Regions from separate parts of the Mus musculus genome. Here region 2 is linked to region 1. A link is a contact called in ENCODE POLR2A ChIA-PET data. All regions are on one chromosome and are shown on one strand. Each heading gives the region's core, a stretch centred on a gene start or an enhancer-like site at or near the end of the contact. The rest is flanking DNA. Distances are from core to core; before and after follow the strand shown. Region 1 overlaps Anp32e (acidic (leucine-rich) nuclear phosphoprotein 32 family, member E). Region 2 holds the start of Bola1 (bolA-like 1 (E. coli)).

The links. ChIA-PET counts read pairs that join two places held with the same protein, here RNA polymerase II (POLR2A).
Region 2: POLR2A ChIA-PET joins it to region 1 with 11 read pairs in embryonic stem cell. The contact joins the promoter of Bola1 here to the enhancer-like site in region 1. POLR2A ChIA-PET finds 5 or more read pairs at or near these places in 2 of 5 experiments (Patski and embryonic stem cell).

Annotation. Positions count from the first base shown.
Region 1 is chr3:95,946,897-95,953,342 of GRCm38, reverse strand. It overlaps Anp32e (acidic (leucine-rich) nuclear phosphoprotein 32 family, member E), which reads right to left. Exons shown (of 7, transcript NM_023210.4): 7 at 5,956-6,446. Among named protein-coding and RNA genes, the nearest start is that of Anp32e, 21 kb to the right of the region's middle. Within about 2 kb of position 2,267, at least 1 of the 3 ENCODE cell types and tissues checked has a DNase peak (open chromatin) inside an H3K27ac peak, as active enhancers do.
Region 2 is chr3:96,193,916-96,200,361 of GRCm38, reverse strand. Bola1 (bolA-like 1 (E. coli)) reads left to right here and starts at 2,776. Exons shown (of 2, transcript NM_026975.2): 1 at 2,776-2,812; 2 at 3,083-3,774. The coding sequence starts at 3,086. The coding sequence ends at 3,499. It overlaps Sv2a (synaptic vesicle glycoprotein 2 a), which reads right to left. Exons shown (of 13, transcript NM_022030.3): 13 at 5,179-6,446. The coding sequence ends at 6,446.

The DNA of each region.
Region 1 (6,446 bases), core at 1,018-3,517:
CAAGCACAGGTATCCATGTTTGTTAAACAAGATGCCTTTAACAATAGCTGGATCTGTGCATAATTTGGCATTTTTTAATCTGTGAACCACAAATGACTCCCAAAGACTGAACACACAAAGACTAAAAGGAAAGCAAATTAGAGTGACAGCTGTGACTACCCCACCCCCACTGCTGTTGCCTTCCTTGAATCCTGGGGCCAGTGCACTGAAGCCTAACTTAAGAAAAGGATACACTAATTAGTGTTTATGATCAAACTCACTGAAAAGATAACAGAGGTCTGTCTCAGCTTTTGAATCCTGCTCACCAAGAACAGAATTCATCTGTTGTGCCTCTCATATAGCATTTTGAAGTCTGGGTTATGAAAAACAAGAGCTACAGAAATAAGCTATAGGAACAGACCATATACGTATGTAGTTTGGAGGAAGTGACTGGGTACCGGTGACGGCCCATTCTCCCCCTGTAAACTGGCAGGCACCACAGATCATCTCCTTTATCCACCAATAGTGAGGTGTTAGTCAATAGAAAAGAGACATTTAAAAACTTGCAGCAATGGTGCACACCTTTATCTCAGCACCTGGGGAGGCAAGTGGCTATCCCAGTTCCAGGCCAGCCTGGTCTACAGATTGAATTCCAGAACAGCCAAGGATACAGAGATACAATGTCACAAAGTGGGCAAAAATCCAAGTGTTTTACCACCTCTCCTTCTTCAAATAGCAGGGACCAAACCACTAGCTTTGTGCTACACTCTGCTCCATCCTTGTCTGTTTGAGGATAGGACTGGCTATGTGGCCTAGGATGGCCTGCAGTCCAAGACCTTTTCCATGTTTCTCAGACCTCCAAAGAAACTTCTACTGTACAAAACAAACTGATGCAAACATTCTAAAGTGGTTCGTTGGTTCTAATAAAAAGGATTTAAGGATGATTTTACTTTGATACTTTTGACAAACTACCTTCAGCTGTGATTGACTAAAAGACGGAAAAATAAGTCCTAACTCTCTCTGTAATGGACCTTTACAAAGTCTCTCTGTTGGAATCACTCGTTCGGTAAAGAAAGAGCCTTCGTGTTTTTTGTTTGTTTGTTTTTTCGAAGCAGGATTTCTCTGTCCTGGAACTTACTTTGTAGACCAGGCTGGCCTCGAACTCAGAAAATCGCCTACCTCTGCCTCCCAAGTGCTGGGATTAAAGGCGTGCGCCACCAAGCCCTGCTGTCTTCCTGTTTTATGTGTAGTCTCGGAGTCGGTTTTCTTCAGTGCTTTCTCCCAGCACCTGCTCAACTTGACTGATGTAGTTTTAAGTTTTATCAATTAGCAGCAGTTCCAGGAGTAGGGAAAGGGGATGGATAGATAGGAGGGTTAGCTCCTGAGGACAAGGTCAGTGAAAAATGTGTACAAACAAGCTGGACAGTGGTGGCGCACGCCTTTAATCCCAGCACTCAGGAGGCAGAGGCAGGCGGATTTCTGAGTTCGAGGCTAGCCTGGTCTACAGCGTGAGTTCCAGCACTGGCTGCTCTTACAGAGGACCAATCCCCAGAGGCTCCCAAGCATCTGATACCTCCGAGGGCACCAGGCACACGAGTGATACACACACACACACACACACACACAAGACATTCATACACATAAAATCTAAATTAAAACAAACAAACAAACAAAAAAACTAGCCCTCACCGGGCAGTGGTGGCGCACGCCTTTAATCCTAGCACTTGGGAGGCAGAGGCAGGCGGATTTCTGAGTTCGAGGCCAGCCTGGTCTACAGAGTGAGTTTCAGGACAGCCAGGGCTACACAGAGAAACCCTGTCTCGAAAAAAAACCAAAAACAACAAAACAAAACTAGCCCTCATTTCTTTAGAAGACACATAACGTTGCTGTTTCCGATTACTGGCTAACCAGGGTTGGGCGATAGTCTTCAACATCAGGCTTTAGAATGATGCAACACTGAAATTGGGAATCATTAGGCAAACGTTGCGAGACCCGAAGGACAATGAACAGCGTAGAGGATCCCTGAGGTCCGTGATGCGGAAACTCCAGAGCCGTGCTTCCGGCGCGACTGCGCATGCACGGGAGCTCTGACAAGGGATGGGGCGGGGGTTGGGGGGGTGGTGGAGTGAGGCCGAGCCTCGTGACCAGAGCTGCGGCCCAGTGGAGTTTAGAAAGGCGTCCTTGTGATGGGATTCGGTCAGGTCGAGTCTGTCCCTTAGCCCCTGGGGCAACCGTGTCTCACTCCCAGGAGCCCAGGCCTGGCAGGTGCATCCGACGTAGTCGATCTGACGTCACATCCGCCTTCGCTAGCTCCGGAACGAGTGCTCGATTTGCAGTTCTGTCCTAAGTCCTGTTCTTGGCGGACCCCAGCAGGGCGCTCTGCTGTAGTAGCAGCAATTAGAAAACGGAAAATAAAGATTGGAAGCTCGGGATATGCCCAGGGACTGCGGCAGAGGACTGACTTCCAAAAGCATTTAGATAAATGGCATGACCTGTTCAAGCCTATCAAGACCCGATACGTGGCAGCACGCTGGCTCGACCCGGGGATCGCGGTGGGAAACGCGACCTTAGAAGAGTCTCCTTAAAAGTTGGCGTCTAGCGCAGCACCTCCTGCGAACTGCAGCCCGGGAACCCCATATTCCGATATATACAGCTTTATTACAAAATAAAATCTGTAAAATCTTATAGATGACTGTGAACATCCACTTCTGTATTTGCCAGGCACTGGCATAGCCTCATACAGCTATACCAGGGTCCCTTCAGCAAAATCTTGCTGGCATATGCAATAGTGCCTGGGTTTGGTGGCTGATTATGGGATGGATCCCCTGGTGGGGTAGTCTCTGGATAGTCCATCCTTTCATCTTAGCTCCAAACTTTGTCTCTGTAACTCCTTTCATGGGTATTTTGTTCCCTACTCTAAGGAAGAGTGAAGTATCCACCCATTGGTCTTCCCTCTTCTTGATTTTCTTGTGTTTTGCAAATTGTATCTTGGGTGTCCTATGTTTCTGGGCTAATATCCACTTATCAGTGAGTGCCCCCAATAGAGAAGCTAGAGAAAGCACCCAAGGAGCTGAAGGGGTCTGCAACAATAGGTGGAACAACAATATGAACTAACCAGTATCCCCAGAGCTCGTGTCTCTAGCTGCATATGTAGCAGAAGATGGCTTAGTCGGCCAACACTGGGAAGAGAGGCCCCTTGGTATTGCAAACTTTATATGCCCCAGTACAGGGGAATGTCAGGGCCAAGAATTGGAAGTGGGTGGGTAGGGAAGCAGGGCGGGGTGAGGGTATAGGGAACTTTCGGGATAGCATTTGAAATGTATATAAAGAAAATATCTAATAAAAAATCTGTAAAATCACTTGGAATTCGAATTTTTTAAAATTCTCATTGTTAATCTTATCCAGAAAAATAATCTAATCTACAAATAATTCTCAGAGCTGCAAAGATGGATTTAACTCAATATTCTCAGAAAAGGGGGGGGGGGGTTGGTGGGATAGTGGCTTGCCCGCAGGTGGGACGGTGTCCATTGGCTCCTCGGCCATGTAATACCAGCACTCTGGTAAAGCAAAACTGTTTGAGGTTAGCCTAGGCTAGACTAAGATCCTACCTCACAAAACGTTTGTTGTTGTTGTTGTTTTTTGTTTTGTTTTGTTTTGTTTTTTCAAGACAGGGCTTCTCTGTGTAGCCCTGGCTGTCCTGGAACTCACTTTGTAGACCAGGCTGGCCTCGGACTCAGAAATCTGCCTGCCTCTGCCTCCCCAGTGCTGGGATTAAAGGGGTGTGCCACCACGCCCCCCCCCAAAAAAAAACTTTTAAAGCAGTTTCATTTACAGGTCTTTATTCATTCTAATAATCCTGACAGCTCTCTGCATGGGCGTGGTGCTTCCAAAAGTAGCTAAGCGTGTGCCCTAATATAAAATCCCAACCTTATTAACATTGAGGGTTGTTTTTGCTTAAAACAAAACAAAACCTCGATTTCATGTTCTCTAGTGTGAAGTTTGTAAAAGCCAACACCGATCATATGTCGCTATCAAAGATTGTATGCTCTTTTCTCTGGGTGGAGAACCCACTCCGCCCTGTGGAGTGACCCTGCCCAGGAAGTCAGTCATAGGCAGTGCGTAGGGTTGAGATTATGGCCCTCTTACAGTCTATGTATTTAATGGTGGATGCACATTTCTCTAAGGAGGCATCCAAATGATGCTCTCTCTCTCTCTCTCTCTCTCTCTCTCACACACACACACACACACACACACACACAGGGAAATATTCAAGAACTTAACTGAAATACATACTTTCCTTCGTCTTTCTTAGTCACGGTTACCCTACTATAGGGTCTTAGCAGGTTAAGAAGCCCTAAGACTTGAACAACTTGAACTTGAGCTGAAGGTGGCTCTGCAGTTAGGAGCACTTGCTGCTCTTACAGAGGCTCAGGTGAGTTACCAGCTTACACAGCCAAAAAATCTTTGTTCCAAGGGATCTGAAGGCTCACACATACTCTTAAGTTAAAAGTCAGTCAGTAAGTCTTTGTAACGTATTTTACCAGGGCTGGGCACTGCAGCCTTATTGAAGCACACTGGAGGCAGAAACAAGTGATCTGCTGACTTCCAGGCCAGCCAGGGCTTCACGAGAACCTGTCTCTAAATAAATGTATTTTTATTAGAGATACATAGTCTTCTTATTAGAGGTTCCCCCGAGATAAGAGTTCATTTTGCAATTTCCATTTTGGGACATGATGTTTTCCTTCAAGTCGAGTTGTCCAATTAAATAGAACAGAAACGCATGCAGCTGTCCGGCCAGGACATACTCTGGTCTCCTCTCAGGCTGATCAGAATGTGGGGAGGCATGCGGCAGTCAGTGGTAGGATGCTGTCTGAGGGATAGCTGCAGACTATCACTGAATCACACAACAGCACTGGAAACAAATCTCCAGCAACTAGGAAAAAAATGTAATTCAAAACCCAACAGAACAAAGAATAAACCATACTTAAGAATACTTTTGAGTCACACCACCTCATTAAATTGACTCATTATTGAATAATTTTACCCAAAACTTCTGATCCTGTCGTTTTCCTTAAAGGAGAAAACTATGTAATGTCTGTCTTTAGACAGCCTCACGCTGCTCTTGAACTGTGCTAATTGTCCAGCCTCAGCCTCTTAACACTGGGATCACAGGTGTGGGGCAGCACACCAAGCATAAAAAGACAAAGGCGTGGCTGCCGCAGTGCCTTTAATCTGAGAACTTGGAATTTGATGAGGACAAATCTTGAGTTCAAGGCCACCCTGGTCTAAACATTGAGTTCCTACACAGCCAGGAATATAATGGCAATGCCCCATCCCCTCAAAAAAGGACAAAACCACAGATTTCAGTGAATACCTGTAGTTAAAAATAGCTCAATGCTTCCACCTCTCAAAAAGAATTTAGTAATTAATATTTTCCCTATACTGTAATCATTAGAACATTAGCATAACTTGACAAAAGACATTTCAGAAATAAATCATATAAACCCAAAACTAGGGATTTATAAAAATCTATTGTTTCAAGATACACATGTAGGGAACTAACATACTATGCTGAGAAGTTGAGCTCATTCTAGAAAAACCATATAATCCTGTGATTGTTTTATAAATACCTGCTGAACTATAGGCAATAAAGTCCTGGCCCAACCTGCAACTCCAAAGGGAAATTTGAGCCAATCCAGAATTTTGGTGAGGGAAAGGAATTTTGTTTTTATTTTTCCAGACAGGGTTTCTTTGTGTAGCACTGGCTGGACTCAAACTCAAGAGATCCATCTGCCTCTGCCTCCAGGTGCTGGGATTAGAGGTGTGTACCACCACTGCTGTTGGAGTATGAGTTTTCTAGTGCCTATTATTGTCACAAGTCTGACTACCCTTCAAAAGTCATTTCTGTTTCTAAAGACCTTTGAAACAGTAGATGGTAATTCTGAAGAGTGAACAATCACACACTGAAGCTAGTCATTATTAATAACGCTTCAATTTATTCAAAGCAATGCAGTTTCAAAAACTTAAGTTACAGCAGTAAGGGAAAAAAAACAAAATAGTCAGAACCCCATGATCAGCGCTGCCCGTCCTCGTGTTTAACACTGTGATGGCGTTAGTCAAAGCACAGCTGCACAAAAGTATCAATCAACCTCAAAGTCTCTAAGGACTTCACATATGGTATACACACGCACAGTACAGAGAGGGTTAGAACAGAACCCAGAACTTCTACAGAATAGAAAACCCACCCTTGCTTATTTGCATGAAAATACCACCCACTAAGCTAAATAAGTCTTAATAGTTATCTGGAGGCCCTATGCGTTGTTTTTAAACTCAAGAACTCTAATTTTGATTGCACAATAGATGATTGATAAAAAGTCAATATATAGATTTCATTTTTAAAAATAAGCATTTATTTTGAACCTGGCATAGTTTGCAAAGAGAATTCTTTAGAGACTGACAGCAGGAGT
Region 2 (6,446 bases), core at 1,527-4,026, 250 kb before region 1:
AGCTGCGACTGAACAATTGTTGGGAATTGGCTGCCGACTGTAAGTCATCAATAAATTCCTTTACTATCTAGAGACTATCTGTAAGTTCTGTGACTCTAGAGAACCCTGACTAATATAAGAACTATCATTAAAATAGACTTTGAAAAAAAGTAAAGTTATGCGTGACCACTCCAACGTATGGTTTACAGGAAGGGTTTTATTATAGATATGAGAGAGAGAGAGAGAGAGAGAGAGAGAGAGAGAGAGAGACTGAGCGTGGCCACCAGACTGGACCTGGCTAGGGGGGAAGCAGGAGCCAAGCAGAGACAGAAGTGCAGGGGGAGGTGGAGGGGGTGGGGGGGAAGAGAGGGAAAGCAGAGACAGGGAGATCAAGGTGGGGGGAGGTTACCAGGAGGTGTGGCTGGGGGGAGGGAAACCTGTGGGCTGCAGGGAGTTTAGGGTAAGAGAGGAAGTGAGAAGGGCTAGCAGGGTGCTAGCCAGACTCTGAACTCTGTTAAGAGGTACTTGAGATACTGAGGGAGCCTGGAGGCCAGCATAGGCTTTGGTATACTAACTGGAAGCTCAGGTAGCCATTTATCCCTTCTCTGCCTTTTGGAATTTGGGGAAGTGGAATTTCCTTGGGATCCGACAGTTGGGTCTACCCAGAGAGGTACAACTGTTCCTTTATTCTTTCTTAGGATGCTGTCCGGAGCCTAGGTCTTCTTTTTCTGGTAATTTAGGATTCCTTATTTTTCTCTAAAGCTCTGGTCTCCATCATGTGGCTGTCTTTCATGCCTGCTTAACTCAAACAACATGGAATGTTTCCTTCTTGTCTCCATTCTCCCCCTTGAGATTACAGCTTGCCTACCCTAGTATTTGTTTGGTTTTGTTTAAAAAAACAAACAAATGTCTATAGCATTGTCTTCTTTTAGTAAACTTTGATCTTTGATCTGGCAGTAGTGGCACACACCATTAATCCCAGCTCTTGGGAAGCTGAGGCAAGTGGATCTTTGGGTTCAAACAAGGCCAGTCTGATCTACAGAGTCTGAGGCCAGCCTAGTATACATTATGAGTTTCAGGACAGCCCAAAGACAAGGCTGCTGTTGGGTCCCAAAGAAGCCAGGGACAAATAGGTAACTATGGTTTCTATTACACCAAAGTACACGCTGGCAGCAGAACTCGTTATCTATGGCTTTCCTTAGCTCTTTTCACCCTATCTCCAAACTGCTCCAGCTCAGGGCTTCCCTTCCCTTCTCCAGCTTCTGACTCCTATACTATATAACCCAGCCATTTTGGCCATGAGCTTTCTTGGTTCTCTTGACTCTGGCTCTGGCTCTGGTTCTCTCTCTCTCTCTCTCTCTCTCTCTCTCTCTCTCTCTCTCTCTCTCTCTCTCTCTCTCTCTCTCTCTCTCTCCATCTCTCACTCTCCCTCCCCTCCTCTCCCTTCATAGCCCTGTTCAGTCTGCTGTTTAGCTTGCTCTATTTTCTTCCTGCACTAGACCCTTCCAGATGCCTCTGGCTGTGTTCTCCCTCACACACAGAGTAGGAACTGCCTCAGCCATTCCTTGGAGTGGTCATGTGTTGTGTCCGGCCAGCAGACCACAACCTGGGTTCTAGCCTGGAAAGGCATTTTGGAAACCTGGAAGAGAAGAGGGGCTAGGTGGCGAGAGAAAAGAATGTAGCCAAGACAGTTACTCTGATCAAGGCTCAAATTTTATTGTTGCGACACTAGTTATGAAGGAAGGGGGAGGGGACCCGATTCCCGCGGAATAATCTCTGGTCCAGTAGAAAGGTGCACGTGTGTGGCTCCGCAGGTTCCAGCAGTGGGCGTGGCAGAACGAATGAGCAGGAAGCTCCACCCCTGAGCAAGCAGGTTTCAGGCTAGGGGAGGGGAGACTGCAGTCATGTGCTGATTTCATTCAGTTACCACATCCTGACCAAATGAGGTGAGAAAGTGGTCTTCTTGTTTCTCCTACACTGCTCTAAGAAGTCTCTTGTCATTTCTTTGGTCCTCACGTGTAGGTAATATGCTTACAGTAAACTGTGTGTATTTCCACCACACACTTGACACACGGTATCACAATGAACATTATGACTATTTCTCTAGTGCTTTGTAAACTCTGAGAGCAGGGCTGTCTTTATTCTATCTCTCTCAGGAACAAAGGAATCTCCGAAAGGAACAAAGCTGGGGTCCTACACAGAAGCGCGCGGGGGCAAGGCAAGTTAGTGCAGCTCTTAGGGAACTGTGTGACGATCTTCATTTTCCTTCTCACTGGAATTCTCTGTTTGGGGCAGGACAGATTATCTTGGGAAGAAAACTGTCCCAGCAGACATTCCCCTCTGAATTGAGCAAGGTCCGCTGTAATCTCATAAGAATCTGTTTTTGCTATGGAAGCACTCTATCAATAACCCAGGACAGTAATCCCAGCAGGTAGGAGGTAGAGGCAGGAGGATCAGGAAATAATGGACATTTCTAGAGTGGTAAAGGCCAACCTGGGCTACATGAGACTTCTTTTTTTATTAATTACATACAAATGACTTAAGCTATTTGGGTTATAGATCAAGAAGCTACAAATCTGGTGCAACCATCTTAAATTTACAGGAAACACTTTTGTTTTTATTGCTCTAATTTCCCGACTTTGCAGGATTTTACCGGTCGGGAGAAGCAGGGACTACAATTCCCATAAAACCTCTGGGTACTGGGTAACGCCTGCCAGACGCAACCGGACTGCGTTTCCTAGCGAGCCTCCTGACGCGGCGTTTGCGTGGTCCGACCGGAAATTCGGTTGTTAGATCAAGCGGTGGTACAGCAGGCTGCGCAGCAAGTACAAAGGTACCACCCTAGGGTTCGGAGAGACGATAGGGCTCTGACTCAGCCAAAAGGACCAAGTTGTACATTTTCCATTTTTCAGCTCCCAGCCATGCTTTCCCAGTGCCCTTAGTGCCTAGCGCTCTGGCCGCTCAATCGCCTTTGTCTCTCCGCTACCGGCGTAGAAGCCGCGTTAACCCGCCACGCAGAGTAGAGGCGGTTCCAGGGTGTGCTTGTCTGGGGTGCGTGGGCAGGGTGTGTGGACTCAGTCCCGTGTCCTTCGTTTCTCCGCAGCGAATGCTAAGTGCGCGATCGGCCCAGTGCATGGTCTCCATGGCCACGCGCTCGTGTGTATCGCGGGGCAGCGCGGGATCTGCGGCTGCAGGACCAGTGGAAGCCGCTATTCGCGCCAAATTGGAGCAAGCCCTGAGCCCCGAGGTACTGGAGCTGCGCAACGAGAGCGGTGGCCACGCAGTCCCAGCAGGCAGCGAGACGCATTTTCGCGTGGCGGTGGTGAGCTCTCGTTTCGAGGGGATGAGCCCCTTGCAACGGCACCGGTTGGTCCACGAGGCACTGTCGGAGGAGCTGGCTGGACCGGTACATGCCCTGGCCATCCAGGCGAAGACCCCCGCCCAGTGGAGAGAAAACCCACAGTTGGACATTAGTCCCCCCTGCCTAGGTGGGAGCAAGAAAACTCGAGGGACCTCTTAATAAATACCTGGATTGGGAGAACGATCCGAATGGGTCGACTGAGAATAAACTACTACATCACTACTACCTTATTCCTTGATTTGTACGGACCAGGAGCTCTGCCTTTTCTGCTAATGAACACCATGCAGAGGCAAAGACACCTCTGGTGAAAGCTAAGCTAGCCCAGGGAGAGAGCAGCCACTCCCTCCCTCTTGCCCTTGCCTGGGCTAGACTAGAGAAAGGTCCTGATGAATCGGAAAGGGCCATGATAATAAAAGAGAAGCTGGTGCATGAGGTCAAACGGTGCTCTTAATACCTGTTAAATTGGAGCTACACATCATTAGTGCATATGGGGGCTGGGGGAGGTTGCATAACACCACTGCGCACTTGGGTGTCAGAGAGTAATTTTCGGAGTTACTCCTCCCCCAGTTGCATGGTTCTGGAATTGAACTCAGAGAGGCCATCAGGTTTACACAGCTGTTAGGTCCCTACAGACGTTCTTATGAGAAGAAAATTACCTGTAGGCTAGAGAAGGGATTTGTGAGGAAGTGAACTATCTGGGTTTTGCAAGGATACCAAAATTAACCCGGAAAAGAGGGAATTCCTGCATTTGAAGCAGGAAAAGAACCGAAATAAACATTGGCTAGGTTTGGGGAATGGAGATGGCTCAGTGGTTAAGAGTACTGACTGCTCTTCCGAAAGTCCTGAGTTCAGTTCCCAGCAATCATATGGTGGCTCACAACAATCCGTGATGAGATGTGGCGCCCCCTTCTGGAGTGTCAGAAGACAGCTACCATGTACTTACATATAATACACCTTTAATAATTACACACACCTTTAATTCCAGCATTAGGAGCAGAAAAGAAAAAAGAGAAATGTAGCGCAGCGTGGACTTGAGGCAGGAGAATCGAGGACAAGCTGCAGGTAGCAGGGATTCCCAAAAGAAATTGCTTAAAACTGGGGGGCCAGAGAAGTGGTGGAACACTTTCTGCTCTCCAGAGGATCCAGAGTTGATTCCCAGCACCCACTTGGTGACTCACGAAGGACTGGAACTCCAGTTGCAAGGGATCTAATGCCCTCTTCTGGCCTTGGTGGGTACCAGGCACATGGTGCATATATACATATGCAGGCAAAATGCTCATGCAAATAAAATATGTTTATGTCGATTTTTGCAAGAATAACAAGGGCTCTTAACCGTCTAGAGCCAGAATAAGTAAATGTTTTTAAATAAACAAAATGTAGGTTTGAGGTACCCCATTCCATGTTGATAAGAGAAGGAATTGTTTCTCCAACACTAGTTTATCTTCCCCAGATAGTCAGTATGGGAGAATGAATGAAGAAGCCAGGAGCAGACACAGCCACTTTGGGTTTTAAGGGTTCGAACCCTTTATTTTTCAGCAGTATTTTTCATTTCATTTTTTTTTTCACATCAATGGAGTCAGGTTTAGGGTTCCCCAGGAGACAGGAAGGTGGATGTGTATCCCCTGGGGATGCAGTAAGGGAGAAGGCTACGTCCAGCCACGGAATGGTGAAAGAAGGGTCGCACATTCACACACTGGGCACTGGAGGAGAAGGCAGTCCTTTGAGCACAGACACTAGAGTTAAACAGTCACCACCTGGTTCAGTTACAAAATCGGAATGGCCTTAGGGTTGAGGGCACCAGACGTAGCGTACGGAGGGTGAATTTAGATTTTTTTTTCTTTTTGTGGTTAGTTTAACTTCCTTTTAACTTTTTTTTTTTTTAACATTTTACAAACAGCTAAAAACTACAACACGTCACAGCTACGTTGGGAGTGGAGAGAGAGTACCAAAGAAAGCAGCCACACAGAGTAGGGTAGGACGGGGGCAGCTCTACCTACAAGGCTGTTCTGTGGAAGGGCAAAACGGGGAAACTGAGGCTTCTGGTCCCTGCATTAGGGGTCCCTCACGACCCAGCCTTTTTGAGAAGGGTTAGGGACGGACCCCTGCTTCCTGCCCCAGCTCCTTGTGCTTTCGGACCTGCTGGTTTGACCATACGTGCCTGGTTATTCTCCCTTTCTTTCCTCTGGTCCACTGCCTGTGTGAACAGGTCAGATGGAGGGCTGTGGCTAGTGGGTAGAACCTCTCTAGAGCAAGGAGAGAGTGAGTCCTTGTCAGGTGCCCTCAGGTCCCCCAAGATTGCAGGACTCATCCCAGCCTGGCCTAGGGGTTCTGCCTCCAGCCCCAGCACAGATACAAGATTCTGGGAGGTACTATAGAAAAACAGTGTTGTGTGTGTTCACTGAAACTACTACTCTTGGCTTATATTAGACAGTAGAGTGGTACCCCTACCCCATGGTACACACACACACACATGCGCACGCACACACACGAGTGTATGTATACATCCACACACAGTCCAGCTAAGCTGCCTCAGAACTTACATATAAATAAAACTCAGAAAACTAATTCCATAAATTAAATCCAGGCTTCACACTTGTAGCCTGAATTGAGGTGAAAATGGTGGCCAGAGGGCTGAGGTTTATTGCTACTCCCCAGCATCCTTGGGAGGCTAGAGGGCACCCAAGGCCTTCCCACTCAAGAAGTTCTTTTGGTCCAAGCCTCAGCCCCCATTATAACTCCATACCTGTGGTTCACCAGGGCCTAGGCGGAGGGAAAGAAGGGGAAGGCAGAAGTTCCGGAACCCTCGGAGCAGGGAAACAGCCCCCCTGCTAACACTGGGGGAGAGAAGGATGCAGCGCAGCCTTCTCCTTGTGCAAAGTTGAGGGTGGCAGCAGGTAAGGAGTACCTCATCCCAAAAGTGGAACGAAGGGACCGTCCCTGTAGTCCCTGCCCATCAGGGTCACACACATGCACACAGGCACACACAGCTAAGACACCAAACACAGGAGTGAGGACCAGGACAGCAGGGCAGGGTAGGGATAAAAGGAATTATTGGTCTCACAGTGTGCCTGCCATCCCTAAAGCCCCTGAGACAGCCCCCATCCCT